Linked DNA regions of Homo sapiens: region 2 is linked to region 1. The links are chromatin loops, found by intact Hi-C in ENCODE. Cell type or tissue: chondrocyte. All regions are shown on one strand. Each heading gives the region's core, and the rest is flanking DNA. Links, peaks and the distances in the headings are about the cores only.

Evidence for each region. Peaks named below come from ENCODE experiments on the same cell type or tissue, not always from the same donor. Only the 100,000 strongest peaks of a DNase experiment are listed, where the experiment ranks them.
Region 2: a loop joins it to region 1, with 3 times the contacts of the local background. A loop is called at or near these places in 9 of 110 quality-filtered maps.

What each region holds. Positions count from the first base shown.
Region 1 is chr12:89,539,316-89,547,656 of GRCh38, forward strand. POC1B-AS1 (POC1B antisense RNA 1) reads left to right here. Exons shown (of 2, transcript NR_146294.1): 2 at 793-2,227. Among named protein-coding and RNA genes, the nearest start is that of POC1B-GALNT4, 17 kb to the left of the region's middle. RefSeq lists a silencer at 5,800-5,869. In chondrocyte, for the core only: CTCF peaks have their summits at 3,814 (motif pointing right) and 4,036; a DNase peak (open chromatin) is centred at 5,656.
Region 2 is chr12:90,905,818-90,914,158 of GRCh38, forward strand. No RefSeq gene overlaps it. Among named protein-coding and RNA genes, the nearest start is that of LINC00615, 8.0 kb to the right of the region's middle. In chondrocyte, for the core only: CTCF peaks have their summits at 3,449 (motif pointing left) and 3,648; no DNase peak of the experiment used is centred there.

The DNA.
Region 1 (8,341 bases), core at 22-8,021:
GGTATTGTACTTATAAAAATAAGTAAAAATGACTACAAGGGTAAAAAGCTCACTTACCTTCTAAGCCCAAGTGGATAACAAAACTGGTTGAGGTAGGGTTGCCAGATACAATATAGGGTGCTTTAACTGAATTGCATGAGTTGCATTGGACCTACTTACACTAAAAAGTAAAAATAAAATAGTTGTTTATCTTTTCTGCACATTTAAACAGGCTTCTTGCATTCATATTTGCTAAATGCAGCAACCCTAACTAGCTGGGAACTGGGGAGAGCTAGAAAGTACATGCTTTATCTAAAGGGAGCAGCTACTACCTCCCCTCCCCAACCCCTCTCAGGAATCATTGCCACAAGGCATGCAACCCCAGTGAACTCATTGAAATTATCATGATATGCTGGAAATCCAGAACTCTAGCTAAAAGCTCCCTAATATTAAAAGTTGTAAACTGATTTGAAAAAAATTTAAAGACTATGTGGGCCAAAGGAAAAAAAAGAAAATAATGTCTGTGGATTTTGATGGTGTTTAAGCAACCTCCAAAATAAGACTTCTCTTTCTCACCCGAATGTGGAACCAGTTAAGCCACACAGGTTTCAGGCAGATTAAGGTCAAAATGTCAGCTTCGATACTGATGATGTAACCATAAAGGATTTGGCTTAAGTGTACAACCAAATAGGCTTGCTAGAAAGCTCCCGAATTGAACTAACCATCCTCCCCACAAATCAAGCCCTTCACCCCAGCAAGGCAGAGCTAACCCTCCAGTCAAGATAGTAAACTACAATATTCCCCTCCTTGCAGATAACACAAGTGTGAAGAGAGGGGAGAGCAGCAAAGGCTGAGCTGCGTGTGCCTGGTCCCTTCCAGACTTTCCAGATAACTTTGCCCCACGGAGGACAAGGAAAGCCAAAAGAGAGAAGCCAGGATTGTTAGTCTTGGAAAATGCCTCCATATAGAAACATGAGCCGGAGAATAAATCACTTGCCTCTCTAACCAGTTGGATTTGGTCCGTGAGTTCCTAGTTTTGTTCACCTGACTTAGTCCCTGACTTTTAAAGTCAAGTGCATCAACATGCTGCCAGTACTTTGATGAACATCTATACAGGATCCATCTCTACAGCAGTGAATTCCACCTGGGGTAAAGTATGCATGTAGGTTAGGATGCTACAGTGGGACTCTGTCTGCTTTTTCTGTCTGTTTCTGCTAAGGCCTCCACACATTAGATGGTCAGTACTCTTTGTTCTATGGGAAGGGCTAGAATACCTAAACAGGACTTTCACGGAGGGAGCAACAAACCAGTTTTGTGGCTCTCAGCAAACATCCATCTCAAAGGTGAGTTTGGAAATAATGGAGAGTATGTCAGTGTGTTTGTGTCTCAGGCCTACTTCCCACGCCTATGGGGGAAGGGTGGGACTTATCTCTCTCTTCCCTCAAGCCTGCTAAGAGGAGATTAGACTATATTTGAGATAAATACCTCCAGCACAGTGACAGCCATGCAGCTCATGCCTGTGAAATCAAAAGGCAAGAGGATGCGGCTGGCTGGCTGCTCTGAGGGCAGAGAGAAAAGACCAGACAGCTCTTGGAACAGACTGTTCTTCCAGTGACGATGGGGACAAAGATGCATGAGTGTATCTCCAGGACTGGATGTGAGCTGCATGGGAGAAAAAGAGTGCAGGCCTGCAGCCCGGGAAAACCCAAAAGGATGCCATAAACCCAACAGGAAGATGGGTTGTCAGGGCCCCAGGAGCTGAGAAAGGAATAAAAATGACAGAGAGAGAAAAGTACATTGTCCACATCATAAATAACACAGCTGAATGTGCCCAATGAGGTCCTCAGAGAACCCACAGAAGTGCCCATGGGAACAGTTCTCTCTGGGACTCAAACCCAGGGAGAGGTGCTTTTAAACATGCAAAGAGAGGGAACCATCATCATATTACATTGCAGTGTCCACATGAATAAGACCCTAACTTACCTCATATTTCTCCTCCTTCCTCTGCTTTAATCCAGGAGGAGCCAGAGACCTCTCAGTAAGTGAAGAAGAGGGGAAATAGGTAAAAAGCCACTATTCCCCATGTTAGATGAGGAAATAGGAACATTCTCCTCCTCTACCCAACACCCACTGTAGCTTTTAGTGGCTGGAGTCAGGAGAGAAAAGTTTTCATGTTAAATGAATTTCAGAGGTTTGACTATGACATAGAAATGGATATTTTAATTACTGAAATAAAACTGTTTTGTAATTAGAGGTGACTGGAAGACATTTTATCCTCAGCAGAAGAATAGATAAGGATAGGACCTTCCCTCCCCCTTGGACCCCACCAAGGTTTTATCCAGAGGCAGAGGAAGAAGTAACCCTTTATGTGAGTTTGAATGGGCAGAAGAAGAAAAGGATGAAGTTGTCTTCTAATTGCACTCTATGAATGTTGCTTTTTTGTTAACATAAATGTCACATATATTTTTAGCTGGTGTAACAAAAAAAAAAACATCTCAAGCCGGCTTGCATAATAACAGCTTTGGGCACAGTCTGATCAAGGCCCCGGTTCTGTTTGCTAGTGATCCTCCTGATTCTGCCCTCTCTCCATGCTAGTTTCTTCCTCAGATTGACATTCCTCTTGGTCACCAGATGCCTACAATCAGCGGGTGCAACTCTCTGCTCCCTGCTCACTTCTGAAGGGGAGAGCATGGATACCAACCACAGAACAAAGCCCTGCAGTCTCCCGCTGAGTAGAACACCCACGAAGAAGTGTTGGCCATTTCCCTATTGCCAGGGAAATATCATGTATTGGTTGGATTAGGCCTGTATTAATCCAGTTAATGGAACATAGTTAAACTATCCCAGACCCTCCATAGACACTAGAGAAAAGGTGAATCCAACCCAAATGTAAGACTGCTACTCAATAGGACAGAAAAGGCATGGATGTCAGTGAAATGGGAAAAAAAATGTGTGCCAAAGGAGATCAGGAAGGACTGAATAGAAGACATGGCCTTTGAATTGAAGCCTTTAATGAGGAAAGGGGATTGACATTGTATGAGGGCCAGGGTGGAGAGCGGGTTGTGAAGAGGATAGGGAAAATGCAAGGACACTGCGGATATAAGAATTAATGGGAGAATCATGGGCCACAAAGCAGCAGGATTATATTACAGAGATTGTAAGTAGTGTTTATTGAAGCACAGGGTACTGGGGAGGTGGAGGAAAGATGAAACTGTTAAGGAATTTAGACACAGCATGTAGTGGTTGGCAGGAAACAGATGACACTCTCAAACAGGGTAGTTGAGGAGAGCTAATAAAGGGACCATTTACCAAGGTGTAGTTAGGATTAAGAGAAAGCAAACTGGGATGGTGCTGTGCTATGGGCTAGCAACAGCAGGAAGTCATTTCTGTCCCTAGGTCTGAAGAGGGAAGCAGGGGAGCCAACACCAAGGAACCAGAGATCTTAGAGTCTGAAAGTCTGCATGATAGAAGCCATGGCCTTTAGTAGAGGGATCTTGCCTACTCTTAGCAGCCTGGCTTGGAGGGGCCTGGGGAAATAATACCCCAACCTCTCTCCTCTTCTTCAATATTGATGACTTCCATTGGTTAATATCAAACTGGAAGTTGGAGAGAAAGGGAGTCTATCTATACAAGTCAGCACCCTGTAGCCCAGAAGAGAGTAAAAAGGGGGTAAAAAGCAATTTCCGAGGGACAAACAGAAAACACCCAGCACAGAAGGAGGAACAAACATTTGGAGGAACAAACAGAAAATATCAGAAAACATTTTAATCCTGGGTCCTGGGACGTCATGGAAGGTTTTGAAGTTAGGAGCACCGCCATCCTCTAGGGGGAGCTCAAGCATTTCTCTCCACTCATCCCAAAGGCGGTGCATCAAAAGATCAGGGTGAAACTGACTTCAAGGAAAGAGCCCTCGGCTAGAGGAAGAAGCCTGGAGAAGTAAAGGGATTGCTCCTGGAATTGGAAATCTACCCTTTGCACTTCTATTTACTGCATTTGGATTGATTTGCAAGAATAACCATTAAAATAATCAAAGCTAAAAGTAAGTATGTACTGTGTGCCAAGTTCTTGACTCATTTGGCACAACTCTTCGGAGGTAAGCACCATTGAAATTCTCACCTTCTAGATTAAGAGGCTGATAGAACCTGGATTTGAGCCCATTGACAAAGGACCACTCTCTGCTCTGTTCTGTTCTCATGCTGCTGGTTTAGTCAGCTGAGTCAAAGGTTGCCTTTGCTTAGAAGGCCTAACAAAACCAGAGCAGGGTCCATGGAAAAGGAGACATGAAAAGGGACATATTTCCTGGTAAGATTTGTATTCATTTAACAATTTTAAGCACATATTTAATAACCAGGCACTCACTACCTGACAAGCTCTGAGCCAGGTGCAGGGTATCCGAGGGAACTAGGAGAGAGGCACTAAGTGCTGTACTAAGAACCTGAATGAGTGCATTTGAGTCCTGGGTCTGCTACATGTGTGACCTAGGAAAAGTCACTTAAATCATTTAACTGTCTCCTCATCTTTAACATATAGATGGTTAAAAAGTACACAGCACTTGGAATAATAAACGGGCAGATTGTTAATGTTGAAGGTGTGAGCTGCTGTTCTTACAACACAATGTCAGCCCTTGAAGCTCTTACAGTAGATGGAAAGATGGAGATGAGTAGGATCTAATTATTGGCCAAGTGCAAAGGAGCTAAAAAGGCCACCCACGCTGCTACTTACTTCAGCAATACCCAAGGAAACAAGGGCAAAAAAAGAGCTCTAGAGGCTCTTCTTGGTCTAGCCCTGCTTTTGAGTTTGGGGCCAAAGCTCTAATTCACTCTAATTCAGGGGTGTTAGCAAGGTTCTTGTCTGGCATTCTAGCTCTGAACAGTTGATACCAGCTTCCTGAACCATGTGTTAAGAGAGATCTCAGACTGCATGTAGAGAACGTATGCCTTGAGAGATAAGTGATGTCTGCCATTGATTGAGGGTGGAGAGGAGGAGCCAAGTGGTTCTAGAACAGTGTCCTTTTGCCTAGAATGTCCCTACAGCAGGAGCAGCTGGGCAAGACTCAGAAGTCCTGATTATAATCACAGATTAAGGTGACCAACTATCCCAGTTTGCCTAGGACTGTTCCAGTTTTAGAACTGAAATTCCTGCAACCCAGAAAACCTCTCAATCTTGGGCACATCCCAATCAGCTTTGCAGGCTTTCTCTATCTGACAATACCAAAAAAAAACAACAACTATGAGCTCTGACTAGAAGAGATTACTCTTTTTGTCTTGGCCAATTTCAGCCTGTGAAAATGCATCTTATTCTGGCCTGTATGTGCCAGCCATATGCCCTCAAATGTTCCCCCACTTCACAATAGCTGACCTCCATACCTCTCTCCTTTCTCAGCTATTTTTCCTGCTGTATCCACTGACGCCTTAGTAGGAAACAGATGGCACCATCAAAGGGTTTAGCTGAAGAGAATTTCATACAGGGATTATTTACAGAGGCGTGGGCAGGGTTAATGGAACCAACAAGAGCTGGGGAGACAGTCAGGGATTAGCTCTTACCACAGGAGGTCTGCAGGGACAAAGGGAGGGGATGCTGTTACCAGCCTGGTAAGAGCTGAAACTGTGCAGGAGAGGTCACTGGGCCTGGGAGCTGGAGCCTCTGTCTCATCTGCGGTGTGGCAGAGAGGAAAGAGGAGGAGGGCATAAAAATCCCTGGCCCGGCTCTCCTCCTGCCCTCTGGCCTCTTGCCAGTAGTTTCTTGCCAGAGTGCAAGGAAAAGCAAATGAAACAACAGGTCTAGTAGAGGGCAGCCTCCCAGGCCGCAGAGCGTGACAGGAAAAGGCAGAGAACAGATCTAAGAATAACCATCCCAGGCCACCCTATTGTCACTCAGCTTCCATTCTAACACTTTACTTAGCCAAAGAAACTCAGGTCCTCAACACAGGGAAAACATAGTCTCATCAGCTACTGTATCACTGAGTGATGATGTATTTCAGTCATATTACTTCCTGGACCCTAAACTGTAACTTTAGTCACCACCAGGATGCAAGGCAGCAAAGAAAGGTAAAAAAATAAATAACTATCATACTACAGCTCCACATCTAAGCATTTCTAATCTAATAATCCTGACTTCCTCCTCCCAGCACTCGTTCCATAATTCTTTACCCTCACCTAGCATCTTGACAGTTAAGGTGTCTTACTTGATGGGGTGAGCCAAACCTTCCTTGCCACAGGATCCGGGTGGTTCCATCTTTGTTGAGTTGCTGCCGTTTCTCATTGGCCATTACTACTGGACATGGGAGTGCAATGAATCCCATGGGCTCTAGATACAGTGTTGTTTCCATGTGATAGCAAAAATCCCAATTTCTCCTTGATAATCAAAATTAATCATACCAGTCCATACAAACAGCCAATGCTCTGCCTTTGATCAGTGTTGTGAACAACCTGAAATGTTGAAGGGGCATTCTCAGTGTTTCCTAGTAGAAATATATCTCCCCCTTGGGCACAAGAACCTCACGCCCATTAGATGCAATGTTTTAGGGACAAGAAGACAGTATTATTGAAGTGGGTTATTACTCATCCTGAGTTCCCAGAGCCATGTATTCAACACCATGTATCAACCACTGATCTGACCACTTATAGGACAGCACCCCAACTTCACAAGATGTTGTCTCCCAGCAGGCTCCATAAATGAGCCTTCGATAGGACATTTCATCATTCCATCAATCTAGCTGCTTCCAGGTAAGAACAATGAATTCTACGATGTGAGCGTAATACCACAGCTGTTTCACTGTAAATGAGTTCCTTGATCAGTGACAATGCTGTGTGTGACACCATGGGGATGAATAAGGCAGCCTATCAACCACATATGGTAGTGCTGGCGGAAGCAACATGCACAGGAAAGGGAAGTTACTCTCCAGTATATGTAATTATTCCCATGAAGACAAATTCCTGCCCCTTCCATAATGTAGTGGTCTGATATTATCAACCTGGGTGGCTGATACTTCCAAGAAATAGTGCCAAATAAGGGTTCAGTGTTGCCTTCCGTTTTAGAAATCTGGGCACTCAGCAGTGACAGTGGCAGATCAGCTGTGATGTGAGGAAGTCCATGTTTATTTATTTCATTGCCTCTGTTCCTATTCCCATGGCCACTTTGTACATGAGACATTTACCCAAGCACAAACATGGCCAGTGTCTTAGCATGCTCAACTGCTTTAACAAAACGCCGTAAACTGGGTTGTTTATAAACAGCAGAAATTTATTTCTCACAATTTTGGAGGCTGGGAAGTTCAAGATCAAGGTTCTAGCAGACTCTGCGTCTGGTGAGAGCCTATTTCCTGGTTCACAGAGGGCCACCTTCTGTGTCTTCATATGGTGGAAAGGGCTATGCAGCTCTCTGGGATTTCTTTTATAAGGGCACTAATCCCATTCATAAGGGCACTTAACTTCCCTGGGGACTTAACCTCCCAGTGGCCTCACTTCCTAATACCATTCACATTGGTGATTAGGTTTCCACATATGAGTTTTGAAGGGACACAAATATTTAGACCATAGCAGCCAGGGAAGGAGGCTCACTACAACCAAGGGATAGGTCATCTTGGCCACCTCCTCATTTAGCTTTCTGTGAGGTAGATGTCCTCTGGGGGAACATTTATATGCTATTCAAATAGCCTCAAAGACTAGCCATTTTTAGAGGTCCATTATATAACTTCCCTTTAGGTGATCTTGGCACCAACCTTCCAGGTCCCTGATAATTTGACCAACCCATTAGCCCCTGCCTGTGTATTTCAGGAAACCTCAGCTTATCCCTTCTTTCATGTCAGTGGCCAACCAGATGTACTTCCTGAAGTTCTGTCTATGGGAAGATTTTCCTATGGCTTGCAGAGCCACCCCAGACAGATAATTCTTAAACCAGACCAGGCCACTGTCACCCTCTTTTCTCATCAAAGGGTCATAGGGAATACCCGGGGAGACCAGAGGTACGGTTTGAGGGAAAGGCGGGAAGCAGTAAGAAGTCTGACTCATCAGCTTTTGCAGAGAAGAGAAGTGCTGAGAATAGATCTGAGGGTGTGAGGGGATAAAGAATAACAGCTCACCCACGTCTGTGCAGTTCTTTACCCTAAAGTTTAAGTGAAATGATTCTTCATCAAGCTTCTTCTCACTTGATTTAAGAAAATCCTTAGAGATATAACAGCATCAATATTGCAAACCAATAAGGAAACAAAGCAATAGCTTAGCCCTTGACATATATTTCTGATAAGTAATGTATTTCATGGTCTTTCCTAAATGTACATGAGGTAGAAGTAGATATATCCAATGTCTATACTTAATTGATTTTTGCCAGAAAGTCTATCTTGAAATGTGAGCTTCTGATAAAT
Region 2 (8,341 bases), core at 317-8,316, 1.4 Mb after region 1:
ATGGAGTGTCTCATGCAGATCAGTAGGCAGTGTTTTGTTATCAACACCTGTACAAGAAAGAGTAAGGAAAAAAGATTAGTCATGGGGAAAATTAAAAAGCATTCCACACCCAGTGACAGCTTCAGATAATACCACAGGAAGCTCTAAAGCTAAGCCTGCCCTTAGAGTTCCCTCAAGTTGAAGCAAAATGATTAGGGATTTATACCCTTTCATTAACTATTCACTGGATGAGGAACCCATGAAAGGGACATGATCTTGGCCAAGGTGGCTTTCTACAGCTAAGTCCATTCCTGAAAGTGCTGACAGCTGAACACTGTCTTTTTCTCTTTCATGAGAACAAGTCCTTCAGTGAGTCACAGTGTTCAGAATAATGTGCAAGGTACTCAACTGGAGATACAAAGATAAATAAGAAATGTTGGGCCCTTTGGGAGGAAGACATATATCATTTTGCCAAGTCATAGTGATGAATAAAGAAAACACACATTAAAAGTAATGGCAAAAACTGCAATTATGTTTGCACCAGCCTAATATAGTGAAGAATTGTAGATGGCCCAGAGATATTTGCTTCTCTAAATTTAATTTATTTCAAATTACTGGTCTCCTTTTAATTCATCTCTGACTTGAGGTTTTACTTATCATGTGAGCTCTTCTTTATCTCGATACACGATACATTTTACCATGGCACACTCTAGCAGTTAGTTATTCTACATCTCATACCACCGAAGCTGCATTGTAAAACTGGAATAAATAAAAGAAGCCAAATACATAAAATGTGGCTATATCCTAGTGCTCAGTGAAAAGAACTCTACAAAGCAAACATAATGTAATCATGGGTCAATAAGCATAAAATTAAATGGTGAACTGCAATAGTATTTTAGTATAAGGCTTCTCTGTGAATGAAGAATTGAACTTTATGCACTTGACCTCTAGGACAAAGGATATGGAGGACTCATGACCCATGTCTGGGTACCCTCTGTCTGTAATTTCTCTGTAGTGGACCACAAAGTGGTTTGAAATGCACAAGTGAAAAGTAAAGAGAATGCCTTAGAGATTATTAATCCTGGGTTTACACCCTACTCCTGCAAGAATGGCCATAAATAAAAAATAAAAAATAAAAATAAGAGATGTTGGCATGGATGCAGTGAAAAGGGAACACTTTTATATTGGTGGTGGGAATGTAAACTAGCATAAACAGTATGGTGGTTCCTTAAAGAACTTAAAGTAGATCTACCATTTGATCCAGCAATCCCACTACTGGGTATCTACCCAGAGGAAAAGAAGTCATTCTATGAAAAAGACATTTGCACACACATGTTTTTAGCAGAACAATTCGCAATTATGAAAATATGGAACTAGCCTAAATGCCCATCAACCCACAAGCGGATAAAGAAAATGTGATGTGCGTGTGTGTGTGTGTATGTGTGTGTGTGTGTATATATATACACACACACTATATATATATACACACAAACACTATATATATGTGTGTGTGTATACACACACACACACACACACACACACAAACACAAACACCATGGAATACTACTCAGCTATAAAATGGAATGAAATAATAGCATTTGCGCAACCTGACTGGAGTTGGACACCATTATTCTAAGTGAAGTAAATTAGGAATGGAAAACTAAACATCGTATGCTCTCACTTATAAGTGGGAGCTAAGCTATAAGGATGCAAAGACATAAGAATGATATAATGTACTCTGGGGACTTGGGGGGAAAGGTGGGAGGACGAGTGAGGGATAAAGGATGACATATTGGGTGCAGTATACACTGCTCAGTTAATGGATGCACCAAAATCTCGGAAATCACACCTGAAGAATGTATCCATGTAACCAAACACCACCTGTTCCCCAAAAACTATTGAAATATTAATAGTAATAATAACAGAAATCCTGGGTTTAGCTAATGTATTCAAAGTTAAGGATGTAGGGATGTGGTGTTAATCTTGAGCCTGCAGGAATCAGTGGCTAATTTCTTTTCCTGTGGAAAGAAGTGAAGTAAAATGTCTATAGTTCTTGGCAAGCTAATGAGAGACCTGCGAAGCAAGCATTAGATTGCTGATGGACTCCTCAGAGCAAACCAACCTTAAAGAGAAGACCATTGTAGGAGCCAGGAGCAGAGAACTCAGAAATTCCCAGCTAGGACATAACCAGTTCAAGAGATCCTCTTAGGAGAGGCCAATCTAATCCTCTAATTTCTGTGGTGTAAAGAAGTCATTCTAACTTCTGCAGAGAGGCCATTTGACAAAGGCCATCAGCAGAGTGTTGGGAAGGTGGTGCCATCACCAGCAATACAAGAAAGGTGTCTTCAAAATACTTCAATTCTAATTATTGAGGAAAAGCATTTGGCAGAATAAGAACATTGATAAATCTTCAAACACTGTAAGGAAAAAGAGGAAAGAGAAAACTTGTAGAGAATGTTCCAAGAAGGATTAAATAGTTCTTTAAAATATATTTTTTAAAACTTGAGGTTTTTTAAAAATCAAAATTGATTGAGAATGCATATGCTGCTACATAAAGATCTGTACATATTATAAGTGAAAAACTACAAATAGCTTATCATGGGGATCACTTGTTCTCTCCTCCCTCAGGTCCTGCCTGCTTTTCTCTGCACGTCAGCTTTCTCATTATTTTCTGCTCTGTCATAACTTCAGTTTTTCTATGGCTTCTTTAGGCCTTTTCTCTAAGTCATATCTTTTCACTTTAAACTCCCAATGTTAAGTAGAAGACATTTAATGTTTTTGTTATTACAAATGCAATCTCATAGAAGCAAGAATCTGACAGGCCTGAGTCATCTTTTCAAGTCAGTTCACAGAGGTCACTGTTGCCTGGTCAGCCCATAGTGAAGGAACCATTTGTTACATAATTACAGTTTAGGCAGCCAGGGCTGTCACAGACTCACTTACTTTCAGAAGTGAGTGTGGTCAGAGATGGTGTTTCAGCCCATATCTATGCAGCACACTGGCCAAAGTTTTATATGATGTTCTCAGAACCCTTTGATAGTATATATATGTAGATAGATAGATAGACACATATATATACTATCTATACAATATATATAGTCTATTATATATATAGCCTCTTTATATAGAATATATATTTATATAATATATAATATATAAATATATATAATATATATTTTATATGTATATACACACACACACACTCAGGCCATCCATACCTTTATTTATTCATACACTGGACATTGCAGGTAGAAAAATCCATTGACTATATCTTACAAATAAATTATTTCTCCAAATTGAGGAAGGTTTATACTGCATCTGCTCCGTACTCCCTACCATCCTCCACACCTTTTCTGAAACCCTTTCTAGAATAAGCCTCTGATTAAAGCAGCCTCAACGTCCCATGGCTATCCACATGGATACCAAGCAATTTTCTTTAGGAAGATTCAGGTCTCACTGCCCTCTAGTGGGAGTGGAACATGCAGCAGTTTTGCTGCTAATAATAGGGGTTGAAGTTTGGATAAATGGGATACACTTTATTGCTCACAAAGAACCACGTGAGAAAAAAGAAAGAAGAGGGCTTTCGTATGGAAGCATAAAAAGGCATTGTGTATAGAAAATCCACAACACTCTGGGAAGAAAGGAAGAACAAGGAGAAAAGCCCACACGCCAGGCAGGAGCCACAAGCTTAGAGAACAAACTCGAGTGAAGATGAAGTACAGCAGGTATCAGGCAATGAAGAGTTATCTGGATGCCCAGGAGCTGTGTGGGAGCAAAGTTCTCATTAGAGGACTGCCTTATCATCACGTGAATAGGGATGTCAAACTCAGCAGTCACTCATTTTCAGTATTTTCAGACTTCAAACCACCTGCATTCAGGTATGAGTCAGATATAATGTCAAATTCATGCCACCTTTGATTTTCCCTTGGGATACTTCCCTGCAGTATCACCTCAGGTCTACCAATACCTGGAACATAATTAAATGCTTCTCAAAAGCTGGCTTCATGAGCTGTAAGATCAACAGGGACCTCTAGACCATATATACATATATATTTAAGATGACCATACTGCCCAAAGCAATCTATAAATTCAATACAATTGTTATCAAAATACCAATTTTATTTATTACAGAACTAGAAAAAGCTATTTTTAAATTAACACGGAACCAAAAAAGAGCCCAAATAGCCAAAGCAATTCTTAGCAAAAAGAACAAAGCTGGAGACATCACATTATCTGAATTCAAATTATGCCACAAAGTTCTAGTAATCAAAACAACATAGTACTGATATAAAAATAGACACATAGATCAGTGGAACAGAATAGAGAACCCAGAAATAAAACCACGTATGTGTTACCCACTGATCTTTGACAGAGCTGACAAAAACATGCACTGAAGAATGGACACCCTATTCAATAAATGGTCCTGGGAAAATTGAATTGACATATGCAGAGGAATAAAACTGGGCCTTTCTCTCACACAACATATACAAAAATTAACCCAAGATGGATTAAAAAGTTAAATGTAAGACTAAAACCTGTCTAAGTACTAGAAGAAACTCTAGTTTCTATGAGAAACTCTTCTGCACATTGGTCTAGGTAAATAATTCACAACTAAGACCTCAAAAACACAAGCAACAAAAATAGACAAAAGTGACTTAATTAAACTAAAAAGCTTCTGCACAGCAAACAAAATAACAGAGGGAACAAACAACCTTCAGAAAGGGAGAAAATATTTGCAAACTATGCATTCAACAGAACACGAATATCCATAATTTATAAGGAAATCTACCCAATGACAACAAAAAACAACTCTGTTAAAAAGCAGGTAAAGAACATGAGCAGACATTCAAAAGAAAACATACAAAGATCCAACAAGCATATACAAAAAAATTCTCAACATTAGTAATCATCAGATAAATGCAAATTAAAACCATAAGGTGATATCACATTACAACAGCCAAAATGAAAAAAAAAAAAAAAAACATACACTGGCGAGGATGCAGAGAAGAAGAAAATTTACTTACTGTTGGTGAGAATGTAATTACTACAGCCTCCATGGAAAACAGTATGGAGATTTCACAAAGAACTAAAAATAGAACTATCATTGGATCCAGCAATCTTACTACTCAACATCTTCCAAAGGAAAAAAACAAGTCAGCATATGAAAAAGGTGTGTGTATGTTTATCATTTATTGTGGCACTATTCACAATAGCAAAGATATGTAATCAACAAATCTAAGTGTCCATCGACGGATTAGATAAAGAAAATGTGGCCTATGTACACAATAGAATACTACTCAGCCACAGGAAAGAATGAAATCATGTCTTTTGAGCAACATGGATGGAATCGGAGGCCATTATCTAAGTGAAACAACTCAGAAACAGATAAAGACTGCATGTTTCACCTATGACTGGGATCTAAATAATGTGTACACCAGAGTGTGGAATAATAGACATTGGAGACTTGGAAGATTGTGGGAGTGAGAGGGGAGTGGATGATGAGAAACTTCTTAATGGATACAATATACATTATCTGAGTGGCTGATACACTAAAAGCTCAGACTTCACCACTATTCAGTATATCCATGTAACAAAGCTGCATGTATACCCCTAAAATGTAGATAAATTTTTAAAAAAGTTTAAAGAGGTTTGTTTGGTTCACAGTCTGGGTGTAATGGCTATCTATATTTTTCTTAATAGAATATTGTGGGTTATACAAATGAAGGTTACTTATGTACTAGATGTTAAGCCTCAGTTGCTAGAGATGAAACATCACCCTACAATTTTGATCTTATTTTACTATTAATTATTTTCCAAAAAGCCTCTTAATTTCCTAAGTGGTTTTGAAACTCTAACCCAAGTGAATTGTGTGCAATATTGAAAATCAAACAAAACAGGAAAATTATATAAAATCGCAGCAGTTCTCAGGATAAAAGCTATTAATGAATCTAAATTGAGACCCTCCTCACTCATCCTAAGTCACTAACAACGACGATTTTATGATGGCATGTTCTGTAAAATTGTGGTGGTCTTCTTCTTTGGAATCTGACACTTAAAATATCATATGTGGATAACTGAGATCATAATGAATTTGTGCCAGTGTAAGACACAGCTCTTAAGCAGAGAAAATAAAAATATTTTTAAAAAACCTCCATGGACTCTTGAAGATCAAAGTTTGTGCTTGTATATAAAAGATAACATTAAACTGTTATCTCTAGAGAATATTTCTCTTGAGAATCTGAAGAAAATTTTGAAGAAGATACAAATATATGTTGGTGTGAAGACATGCGGAAAAGAGGATAAAAGAATCCATGCCCAGATGCCGTTTGGCTTCATGCTCTTTATTGCTCCACTCTTATCATCTCTCCTACTAGCTCCCATCACAGGATTATTTCTATTCTTATAGTGGATCTAATTCGCCCCCTACCTCCTGGACTGGTTTAGCTCCAAGATTGTGTTCCCAAAAAACTTTATTTGGCATCAAGACTATTCTTGCTTCTGAGCCTTATATTTTGTTCAGTCTGTGCTTAACAATGCAGTCACTTTCTCTGGATATCAGTAATGAAACTTCCTTTCCTTGGTCCCCATCCCATGTTGTCAAGTCCCCATGCTATGGCTTTTGAGATTCTCAAGTCCCTGAAGGTGGATCTATTTTACCCTCCAAACCCATTTCAATGAACTGATGGCCTAGAATACTTTTACTGTCTTGGAGCCTGAGCTGAAAGCTCTCAAGGCCTTTATGAACTGCACTGGAGTCATGATCCTTGTTTCCCACACTATGACCACCAGTTAGAATCTTGTAGTGAGACATGCATTCTAGTCCCACACTCCTTTATTTTATAAAGTACCATCAAAAGTCTCAGTGTTGACTGCATGTGCCAAATAATCCCATCTTTATAAAACAGATCTAAATATCAACTATAAAGATCCAAGGAGTCACGAAAATGAGAACTTCCGATGGTGCTTTCGAAGACATGGAATGGAATGTATGGAAAATTCACTGGGGAATGAAGAAGACATGAATAAAAGAGAACCAGGCAGTGGCAATGACCAGTTGAAAATAGAGGGCACAAATATCTCATTGTTTAGATCTTCATTATGTTTTATTTTCCCTAAGGATTAGTGTGTGGGCTTGTGTTGTGGACTGTATGTTTGTGTCTCTCCAAAATTCATATGTTGAAGCCGTGTATTAGTCTATTTTTATACTGCTATAAAGAACTGCCTGAGACTGGGTAATTTATGAAGGAAAGAGGTAATTAATTCACAGGTCAGCATGGCTTGAGAGGCCTCAGGAAACTTATGATCATGGTGGAAGGTGAAGGGGAAGCAAGGCAATTTCTTCACAAGGTGGCAGGAAGGAGAATTGCTGAGTGAAGGGGGAAGAGCCCATTATAAAACCATCAGATCTCATAATAACTCACTCACAATTATGAAAACATCATGGGGTAAACAGCCCCCATGATTCAATTACCTCCAACTGGTCTCTCGATTGACATGTGGAGATTATGGGGGTTACAATTCAAGATGAGATTTAGGTTGGGACACAAAACTTAACCATATCATTCTACCCCTGGCTCCTCCTAAATCTCATGTCCCTTTCATATTTCAAAACTAATCATACTTTGCCAGCAGTTCCTCAAAGTATTAATTCATTCCAGCATTAACCCAAAAGTCTAAATCCATAGTTTCATCTGAAAAACAGGCAAGCTTCTTCTGTCTATGAGCCCATAAAATCAAAAGCAAGTTAGTTACTTCCTAGATACAATGGGAGTTTAGGCAATGGGCAAATACACCTGTTCCAAATGGGATAAATTGGACAAAACAAAGGGATTACAGGCCCCATGCAAGTCCAAAATTTTAAAGTTCCAAAATGATCTCCTTGATTCCACGCCTCACATCCAGGACATGCTGATGCTAGAGATGGGTTCCCATGGTCTTGGGCAGCTCTGCTGCTATGACTTTGAAGGGTACAGCCCCCCTCCTGGCTTCTTTCATGGGCTGGCATTGAGTTTCTGCAGCTTTTCCAGGTGCATGGTACAAGCTGTCATTAAATCTACCACTCAGAGGTCTGGAGGATGGTGGCCTTTTTCTCACAGCTCCACTAGTCAGTGCTCCAGTGTGGACTCTGTGTGGAGGCTCCACTCCAATTGCACATTTCCCTTCCACATTGCCCTAGCAGAAGTTGTCCATGAGGACTCCACCCCTGCAGCAAACTTCTGCTTGACATCAAGGTGTTTCCACACATCCTCTGAAATCTAGGAGGAGATTCCCAAATTTCAATTCTTGACTTCTGGGTACCACAGTCCCAACACCACATGGAGGCCACCAAGACTTGGGGATTGCACCCTCTGAAGCAACATCT